2 separate regions of the Homo sapiens genome follow, and region 1 is linked to region 2. A link is a loop called in an ENCODE intact Hi-C map of the cell type or tissue named here. Cell type or tissue: K562. All regions are shown on one strand. Each heading gives the region's core, and the rest is flanking DNA. Links, peaks and the distances in the headings are about the cores only.

Region 1 (4,384 bases), core at 140-4,139, 420 kb after region 2:
TTAAAACCTAGATGATGAGTTGATAGGTGCAGCAAACCACCATGGCACATGTATACCTATGTAACAAACCTGCACATTCTGCATATGTATCCTGGAGCTTGAAGTAAAAAAAAAAAAAAAAAAAAAAGAAAAAACAGTTAAAAAAAAAAAAAAGAGGCTGGGCATGGTGGCTCACGCCTGTAACCCCAGCACTTTGGGAGGCCGAGGCGGGCAGATCACGAGGTCAGGGGTTCGAGGCCAGCCTGGCCAATATGTTGGAATCCCGTCTCTACTAAAAATACAAAAATTAGCTGGGCGTGATGGCGTGCGCCTGTACTCCCAGCTACTCAGGAAGCTGAGGCAGAAGAATCGCTTGAACCCAGGAGGCAGGGTTGCAGTGAGCTGAGATCGTGCCACTGTACTCCAGCCTGGGTGACGGAGCGAGACTCCGTCTCAAAAAAAAAAAAAAAAAAGAGAATTAAGAGATAGATCTGCAGAAACAGAATTCACAAAAATAAAGAAATGTAAAAGGTTAAGATACGTGGTTGAATTACTGAATCCATGGCAATTTATGGCAAAACCTTTTTTAAAACCTCTATAATATACCTTAAACTGTGAGATTTACTAACTCTAAAATATAATGTTATACCAATTCCTTTTGTTAGTAACATGCCTTTTTTCTCTTTTGAATATATGCAAGTGTAGCATAACCCCTGTCCTGTATGACTGCACATAAGATATAAAAACAATTTTAAATCTTGTGCAGTGGGTTACATAATATCCAATATAAATATAAACCCAGACACCTCCACTCCCCCAAAGCAAATCAAATAAGTCTTTGATGATATATTCAACACAAGCTACAGAGAGAATTCTGATATCAACCCTTTACCTCCAATTTCCCCAGATGACGATTAGCAGTAGGGAGGGTACTTGCTGACTTCACCTACTCTCTGGGTTCAGGGAAAAGATGTTTTTTTATACAATTAAGGACTCAAGAAACTGATGTCAAACTAAAGTCATCCCTGCTAAATAAGAGTGGCGATGTACACATACAGATCCTATAGAGGGGCTCTCCTACAACAACTCAGAGCTCTTGCTCTGGCCACCAAGGCCATCAGGTACTAATTAAGTAGTGTGTTCTGTCAACGCTTTCATGCTTTTCTTATATTAATTGATCTTGATCATTCTGCCATATTAATGATACTAGTTCAGTGGCTTTGAATTCCCTTGGGTGCTTTACCCCTGAGATGGGAAAAAAACAGTAAACAAGATATGAGAAAGAAAATGTCACAGATTATCTTTATCTACCTCTTATTTGAATCAATGCTAAAACTGTTTCCTATAAAAGTTATCTATTTCTTTTATTTGCAGAAATGTTCCTGTGGACCTAAAATGTACAAATATTCTTTAAATAAAACTTCAACTGATTTAACTTTATAAGCTACAGGAAACAACAAGTGAAATGAAATATACTAACATATATAGGTATACAGGTATGTAACATTCTCATATATAGGTGTTCAAAATTAATGATGGGATTACATGCATAAGGCTGGAGAGGTGGTAACAATCCTTAATTCTAAATACCTAATGATGAGAGAAAGTCAACTAAATGAAGCTCAATAAACAAGATAGGTGACCTTAATACTGACAGGGAAAAAAAAAAGAGTAAAAGAAGAAAAATAAAGCATTTAATAACTGTAGTTAAAGTCAATGAACTTAATACACTATTTTTGAAATAAAGGCCTAAGTAGGCTTCTTAGGATACCAAGAAATACATATTGGGCCAGGCGTGGTGGCTCACGCCTATAATCCTAGCACTTTGGGAGGCCGAGGCAGGAGGATCATGAGGTCAAGAGTTCGAGACCAGCCTGGCCAACATGATGAAATCCCATCTCTACTGAGAATACAAAAATTAGCTGGGCATGGTGGCACGCTCCTGTAATCTCAACTACTCGGGAGGCTGAGGCAGGAGAATCACTTGAACCCAGGAGGCAGAGGTTGCAGTGAGCTGAGATCGCACCAGCCTGGGCAACAGAGCAAGACTCCATCTCGGGGGAAAATAAAAAAAAAAAAGAAACACATATCCTCTGAGATAATTTTTGATTTTCATTATTGCAAATCACTGTTATTTTGAAGCAGCTGTTAAACAGTTGGTGAGGAAATGCTGTTAAGACCGTGCAGTTGTAATTCTCTAATGAATCTGAATATAGTTTAGACAGGCAAGAGATGCACATTGACTGACTTTGGCTGTGTTTTGTTGTTGTTTTGCTTTATTTTCTATGAGATGCTCACTTGCTTAAAACATGATCATGTTACAAAAAGTTAGGTATCAGAGTACTGCAATTGTGTCCTTTACACTTTGACACTGCATTAAGATTATGAAAGCTGAAAAAAAAAAAAAAAATCACAAAGGTAAAGTCAAGTACAACACACTACTGCCACCTATTGCTTAGTAAAATATTGCCTAAAGAAGCAGTCAACGATTCATTGATCTTTTATGCAAGTTAACAAATGAAACATGGTTTTTAAAATGTTTTTAAACTCTTTTAAGGTTTTGTGCTTCAGAGAAAATATAACCCACGTGTAAAACTGGCATCGTAAAAATGTTTATCCATCAAAAAAAATTATTTACTACCTTACAACAAGCCAGACATTGTGCCAGCCAATGAAGATACCATGATGAATAAACAGGGATCCCTATCCTTGAGGGACTCACAGTCTAGTGGTAAAGAGTAGGCATGCCAACAATTTATTATAATGCATTGGGAAGGATAGATGCATGAATAAGATGACAGCATGAGAAAGTTTTCACTTGGATAAGTTGGGGAAGGTTTTATAATAAAGGTGATATATGACTAGGTTTTGAAGGATGCATAGAGTTGGCTATGGAGAAACTGTGTAGGATTGGGAAGGAAAGGTATTCCAGGGAGAGGGAAGTAGCAAATACAAGGCAAGAAAGTACTAAAATGGGTATTAGAGTTACGAAAAGCAGAACTGTAAGTCAGACCAAGAATGAGTGAAAGAATGGTTGGATAGGGAAAAGGGAGATGAAGTTGAAAAGCTAGACTGGGGTCAAATCATAGAGAGTTTTTTAGTATGCCAAGAAATGTGGATTTGTTCCTAATTAAAACTCCACATTATTTTCATGATAGGGACATAATCATGTTTTTGTTTCAAAGACAAAAACATTCTAAACTGATAGTAGGATGGAATGGGTAAGAGGATAGATAGGGAGATTGGCAATAAAAAAACTACTGTGCTACTGTAGCCCTCCTGAGGAACTATGCTAAACTAAGGCTGCTGAAGATCAAAGGCGGGAGTCAGACAAGGGGAAACATAGGAAGCAGGGGACATAAATTTGGAAGTCACTCATGCAGCAGATAAAGCTAAAGGAATACACAGAGAGCAGTCTGTCTTAACCTTTTTGAGTTATGAACTCCTCTAAGAATCTTATAAAAATTTGCATATAATTGAGGGGCTAACCGACCTCCAAAGTCCCCTGAGCCTCAGATGAAGAATCCTTGATTTCCTTGTAAGTGAAGAGGGTCAAATAAAACTCAGAAGCACAGTGACATTTATATCACATAGAGGAATAGATCCTGGAAAAGAAAATAGAGCAGTGGTCAGACAAGCAAGAAGATAATCAGGAAAGACATGCTCCTGCCCAGAGAGGAAGAAATTTCAAAATTCAAGACTTACAACAGTATCAGATGTCACAGTAAATCCACTACATTTGGCAAAAAAGGAACACTGGCCACTTCGGTAGTCACCGTTTAGAAGACTGTCAGTGGTGAAATGGAGTGGGCTGAGAAGCCAATGGATAGTAGACAATTAATGTTTGGCAAGAAGAAAGGAGTGACAGTTCAAAGAACCAAGGTCAATGAAGAATTTTTTGAAGAGCTTTTACTGGATGAGTGGAAAAAGCTAATGGAAAGGGGAAATTAAAGATACAAGAGATAACTGGAGCAACACTGATTTTTAAAATACTAAAAACTGAGTTTTGATTCTGGTTCTGTTATTACAAATCTTGTGATCCCAGAAAAGTTATTCAACTGTATAAAATTTCCTTGTTTGAAAAATGAAAAGAATATTTGCCAAACTATAAGCTACTCATGAGAGTAAGGACCTTTGTCCACATTCACCACTAAATCCATAGCACCTAGCACAGTGCCTGACACGTTACAAGACCCTTAATATTTAGTCAATGAATAAAAAATATGTCCATATACTTCACAGTGTTTTGTAAAAATCAAATAACACATTATGAGTCAATATATTTTGAACAAAATTTAAATTTTTTAAAAATTGGGGTATACAGTCAGAATGACTATCATTTAAAGGTAAAAAAATAATGGATGCTTATACACTGCTAGTGGGAATGCAAATAAGTTCAGCTACT
Region 2 (4,384 bases), core at 198-4,197:
CAATTTCTATGAGTATTGACTTCAGAATCTGGGATTTTCCTGTTTTCCTCCTCTAAGTCACAAAGTCAACAGTTAATTCAAAGTCAAAGATAAATACAATCACCTACATTTTCTAATGTGGTTGGAGCCTTTCAGCCAGAGGGCGAGGGAAGCCCGGGTAGGCCCCCTTTAGGGCTTCCCTCTTGAGAACCCAGCAGGCCTGGAGAGACCTTTGGCCTAGGCCCTGAAAAAGGGGTCGCATGTCCTCTTCCCGGAGCCCCCGTCTGTGCCCAGCTAGTGACTTGCGGGCTCGAGGGCCAGGTTGAGGGTACTCATCGAGCCTCGAACTCCTCCTAAAAATGATTCCTGCCAAAAGCGCCTCTCCATCCCGGCGCGGCCTTCGGGTCTCTCCGATGAAGGGACTCCCTTGGGGATCGGAGGAGGGGACAGGGTGATTACCCAGAGAGGTAGCTGGCCAGCCTAAGGGCAGAGATCTTGGGGCCCTAGTGCCCGAAGGTGCGGAGGAGCGCACTCGGCAAGACTAGTTTCCTGGGGATCGACTCTACGCCATACAGGACGGCGGCCCAGGCTGGACCGGGCCGGGCTAGAGCAGTCACAGGCCGGGCCAAGGAAGGCCAAAGCAGGGGTTGGAGCCGGCCGGACCCTGGGTGGGGAGAAGCAGGCTCCCGCCCGGCCGGAAAACTAGTCGGCGCAGAGCTGTGCCCAACTCTAGCCGCCATGACGTCACGCGGGCCGGGCAGCCAATGAGGACGGCGCTGGCGTGGATATTAAGGAAAGTTAGCGCCTGCCTGAGCACCCTCTTTTCTTATCATTGACATTTAAACTCTGGGGCAGGTCCTCGCGTAGAACGCGGCTGTCAGATCTGCCACTTCCCCTGCCGAGCGGCGGTGAGAAGTGTGGGAACCGGCGCTGCCAGGCTCACCTGCCTCCCCGCCCTCCGCTCCCAGGTAACCGCCCGGGCTCCGGCCCCGGCCCGGCTCGGGGCCCGCGGGGCCTCTCCGCTGCCAGCGACTGCTGTCCCCAAATCAAAGCCCGCCCCAAGTGGCCCCGGGGCTTGATTTTTGCTTTTAAAAGGAGGCATACAAAGATGGAAGCGAGTTACTGAGGGAGGGATAGGAAGGGGGGTGGAGGAGGGACTTGTCTTTGCCGAGTGTGCTCTTCTGCAAAAGTAGCAAAATGTTCCACTCCTAAGAGTGGACTTCCAGTCCGGCCCTGAGCTGGGAGTAGGGGGCGGGAGTCTGCTGCTGCTGTCTGCTAAAGCCACTCGCGACCGCGAAAAATGCAGGAGGTGGGGACGCACTTTGCATCCAGACCTCCTCTGCATCGCAGTTCACGACATCCACGCTTGGGAAAGTCCGTACCCGCGCCTGGAGCGCTTAAAGACACCCTGCCGCGGGTCGGGCGAGGTGCAGCAGAAGTTTCCCGCGGTTGCAAAGTGCAGATGGCTGGACCGCAACAAAGTCTAGAGATGGGGTTCGTTTCTCAGAAAGACGCGGAGTACGAAAGAATGCGGCCGACAGAGCTGGGCAGCGCGTAAAGCTCCCAGCGTGTGATTTGAGCTTCACTTCGGAAGACCTAATAATTAGCGATTCTCACTGAGCTAGAACGCGGGCTCCGGTTACTGCGGGCGCTGCGCTGGCTGCCTCGGCGGGAAGCGCGCGGGCGCCATGGGAGCCGGGCCGCCAAGCCCGGGAAAGAGAAGCGCCCACCACCCTGCGGCCCTTGGAGGGCCAGAGCCGGGGCCCGGAAGTGTCCCCTTAGTGAGTCAGGGAAGGGACGACCCAAACTTAGACTAACTTGTGGTTCAGCCGGGCGAAAGTCCTGGGAGCCCGGCCCTAAAAGCAGCTGGAGACGCCCAGGCCGGCTTAGGCGGGGCACCCAAGAACCCCGCCCGGGAGTTTGGGGCGGCCTCTGGGCCAGGCCCCGGCTAGCCCCCAACCCCCACTCCCACTCGCGCTCCTGCGCCCCCTTTCTAGGTCTTCTGGGAGCACCTTCGGAGCTCAGTCACCTGTGACAGGTGTTGGGACCTCCGCCCGACTCCGAGCGGTGGCGCCCCCTGCTCACCTCACCTGGAAACGGGGGACGAGCGCAGTGGCAGTCCGGCCGCACGCCTTACCTGGGCCGGGATCCTCTCCTCCGCGGGTTCCTCTCCCTGGAGCTGGGCGGCGAGCAGGTCGCCTGCTTCGCAGTGGGAAGTGGACCTTCTCCTCCAGTCATAAATCAAACCCAGCCATCCTCGGGCCTCCTCCCTCATTAGAGATGTTTATTGGAGATCGTGTTTATTCGGCTGTCACGGCGAGAAAACGCGGTGACATAATTACCTCTGACCAGAGTCCTCGCTCCGCGCCCAGGGCGAGCCGAGGACCTCCTCTGTCGCCTTCTCATGCCCGTGCCCTTCGTGATCGGAGGGCGCCCGTGATAGGCTTGTCTTTTTTTCCTCAGACCCTCTCATAGAATTTGGATGACTGGAATTACTATTCAGATTTCCCCAGGGCCCGGAGTTTATTTATTTATTTTAGAATTGGAAAGGAAAACCGAAGGGAACCCAACGCCCCTCCGGGGCAGAAGGGGGCAGCGCGCGCGAGGCGGAAGGACAGTCACTCTCGCTGCACAAACTTTCCCGCGGGCCGCGCCGCGCGTGCAGGGGCTGGACGCCACCCGGCGCCAGAGCCGGGCCTGAGGAGCGGGGTCTGGCCGGGAACGAGGGCTGCCAGCCTGGGTGGTGTCATTTGTTGCTTCATTTTTCATTCCCTTTCCTCTCGTGAGGAATCAGAGGCATCGGGCCGCGCGGGCTGAGAATTCTTAAATTCTCCCCGGCCGCATTCGGCTGAGCCAACCCGCAGTTCCTGTCAGCCCCTCTGTCCCCCGGGCAGCGGTTTTCCCCGCTAGCCAGGTTTGGAAGTCACCCTCTGTGAGACTGGGTTAGGAAGTGACGAAAAGCGCCGAATTGTTTTCAAATTGAAAATACTTTTTTTTTTTTTTTTGGAGATAGCGCTGACAAATATATGGGATCCCGGCTTTTGATCCCTGGCTGCCGCCTCTGTTCTCCTGTCGCTAATAAAACTCGCATTGAGCCCCTTAGTGCCTTGATTAACAGGCAGATTAACTCTTACTGGGGTTGGGAACAGCTTGTCCTAATCAATGTCATTTTAAAAGCCCGTCAGGATGCGCTTAGCTTCGGTTCCCTGGATGCTTGAGCGAGCCAGCCATGACATTTGCTCCCTCCCCCTCCCCAGCCTCAAATCCCCCAGTAAAGCCCCCAGTTCCCGCCTGCCTGTTCCCAGGTCTACAACGGGACAAATCGCAGGACCGGGTCGTTGGCCTTTAGAATAGGCAGCGGTTTAGAGAGGGGATATCCAGGGAGAAGGGACTGAGGTGGCCTTGACTTGCTTGCTTTTCCTTTGAAGCTGAACTCTTGCCTCTTGGGGGCAGAGGTTACAGGGAAAAGAGAGATGGGGGGATCGTCACAGGGTGATGAAATGGAAAGCAAACTTTTCTAGGAACCCTATTTGCAAAAATCGGAGAGTGCCGCTGATTTCAGTTGTCCTACATGTCAGGAGTTTTAAACCTAACTCCTATCTGGACAACAGCATGGAGGGACTGGGAGGCAAAGCCTTGGGAGTCTGACCCGCTGGGCTGCTAGGAATCCCTTTGCTGGGAGACTCCACTGGACAATGTTATTTTAAAGGTATTTTGGGGGTGGGCAGGGAGAAGACAGAGAGAGAAAGAGAGAGAGAGAGAGAGAGAGAGAGAGAGAGAGAGAGACAGGCTGGCCTCCCAGAGCGAACGGAAGAGGACTGAGGACTGAACCCAGGGAGCCCCTAGCACTGGCCATTTGGCAGGAGGCGAGGAAGGGCGAGGGCACCGCGGCTTCCCCCCAAGCCGAGCAGTGGCCACAGCCTGAAGGTGCCACGGGGCGGCTCTGGGATCTTCTTGGCTTTTCTAGGCTCTGGGCTCGGCGAGGCTGCCGGGTTAGCGGGAACCGGCAGGTTGCTGGAGAAAGGAGAGGGACAAAGGCCTGGAAGTGGGGGAGGCACCAGGGACTGGGCGGCCGGGATGGGAGCCTTTGCCTTTAGGGCTCACTGGACCCGTTTGCCAGCTCCGCGGACAAGGGATCCCACCTTCCCAGGGTCTGCAAAAAGAGAGACGTTTGGGGCACTACAAAGTGACGCAGGTGTCTGCCAAGACTTTCCTTCTCCAAAAAATGCCAGTCTTCACCCTTTCCAGCGCGCCGGCGCTGCGCCTCTGCTTGACCGGGGAAAGAGAGAGTTTGGAGGTGTCAGAACTGTCAGAACTCCGGATGGGAGGCTCTTGGTTCTGAAGCTGGGAGCTGGAGGCACTTCCCCCCAGAAGTGGGCACTTCTTTGCCTCCCCGAAGGCCTGA

The links. A loop is a pair of places that touch in the nucleus more often than their neighbours do. Peaks named below come from ENCODE experiments on the same cell type or tissue, not always from the same donor. Only the 100,000 strongest peaks of a DNase experiment are listed, where the experiment ranks them.
Region 1: a loop joins it to region 2, with 4 times the contacts of the local background. A loop is called at or near these places in 3 of 110 quality-filtered maps.

Annotation. Positions count from the first base shown.
Region 1 is chr11:31,395,483-31,399,866 of GRCh38, reverse strand. The region is part of intron 2 of DNAJC24 (DnaJ heat shock protein family (Hsp40) member C24); the gene reads right to left. Among named protein-coding and RNA genes, the nearest start is that of DNAJC24, 28 kb to the right of the region's middle. In K562, for the core only: a CTCF peak has its summit at 2,429 (motif pointing left); no DNase peak of the experiment used is centred there.
Region 2 is chr11:31,814,372-31,818,755 of GRCh38, reverse strand. It overlaps PAX6-AS1 (PAX6 antisense RNA 1), which reads right to left and starts at 2,190. Exons shown (of 3, transcript NR_033971.1): 1 at 2,117-2,190. It also overlaps a transcript of PAX6 not described here. RefSeq lists enhancers at 119-878, 2,400-3,161, a promoter at 681-953 and a silencer at 4,125-4,379. In K562, for the core only: a CTCF peak has its summit at 2,576 (motif pointing right); a DNase peak (open chromatin) is centred at 2,623; H3K4me3 peaks cover 1,934 bases; H3K27me3 peaks cover 4,000 bases.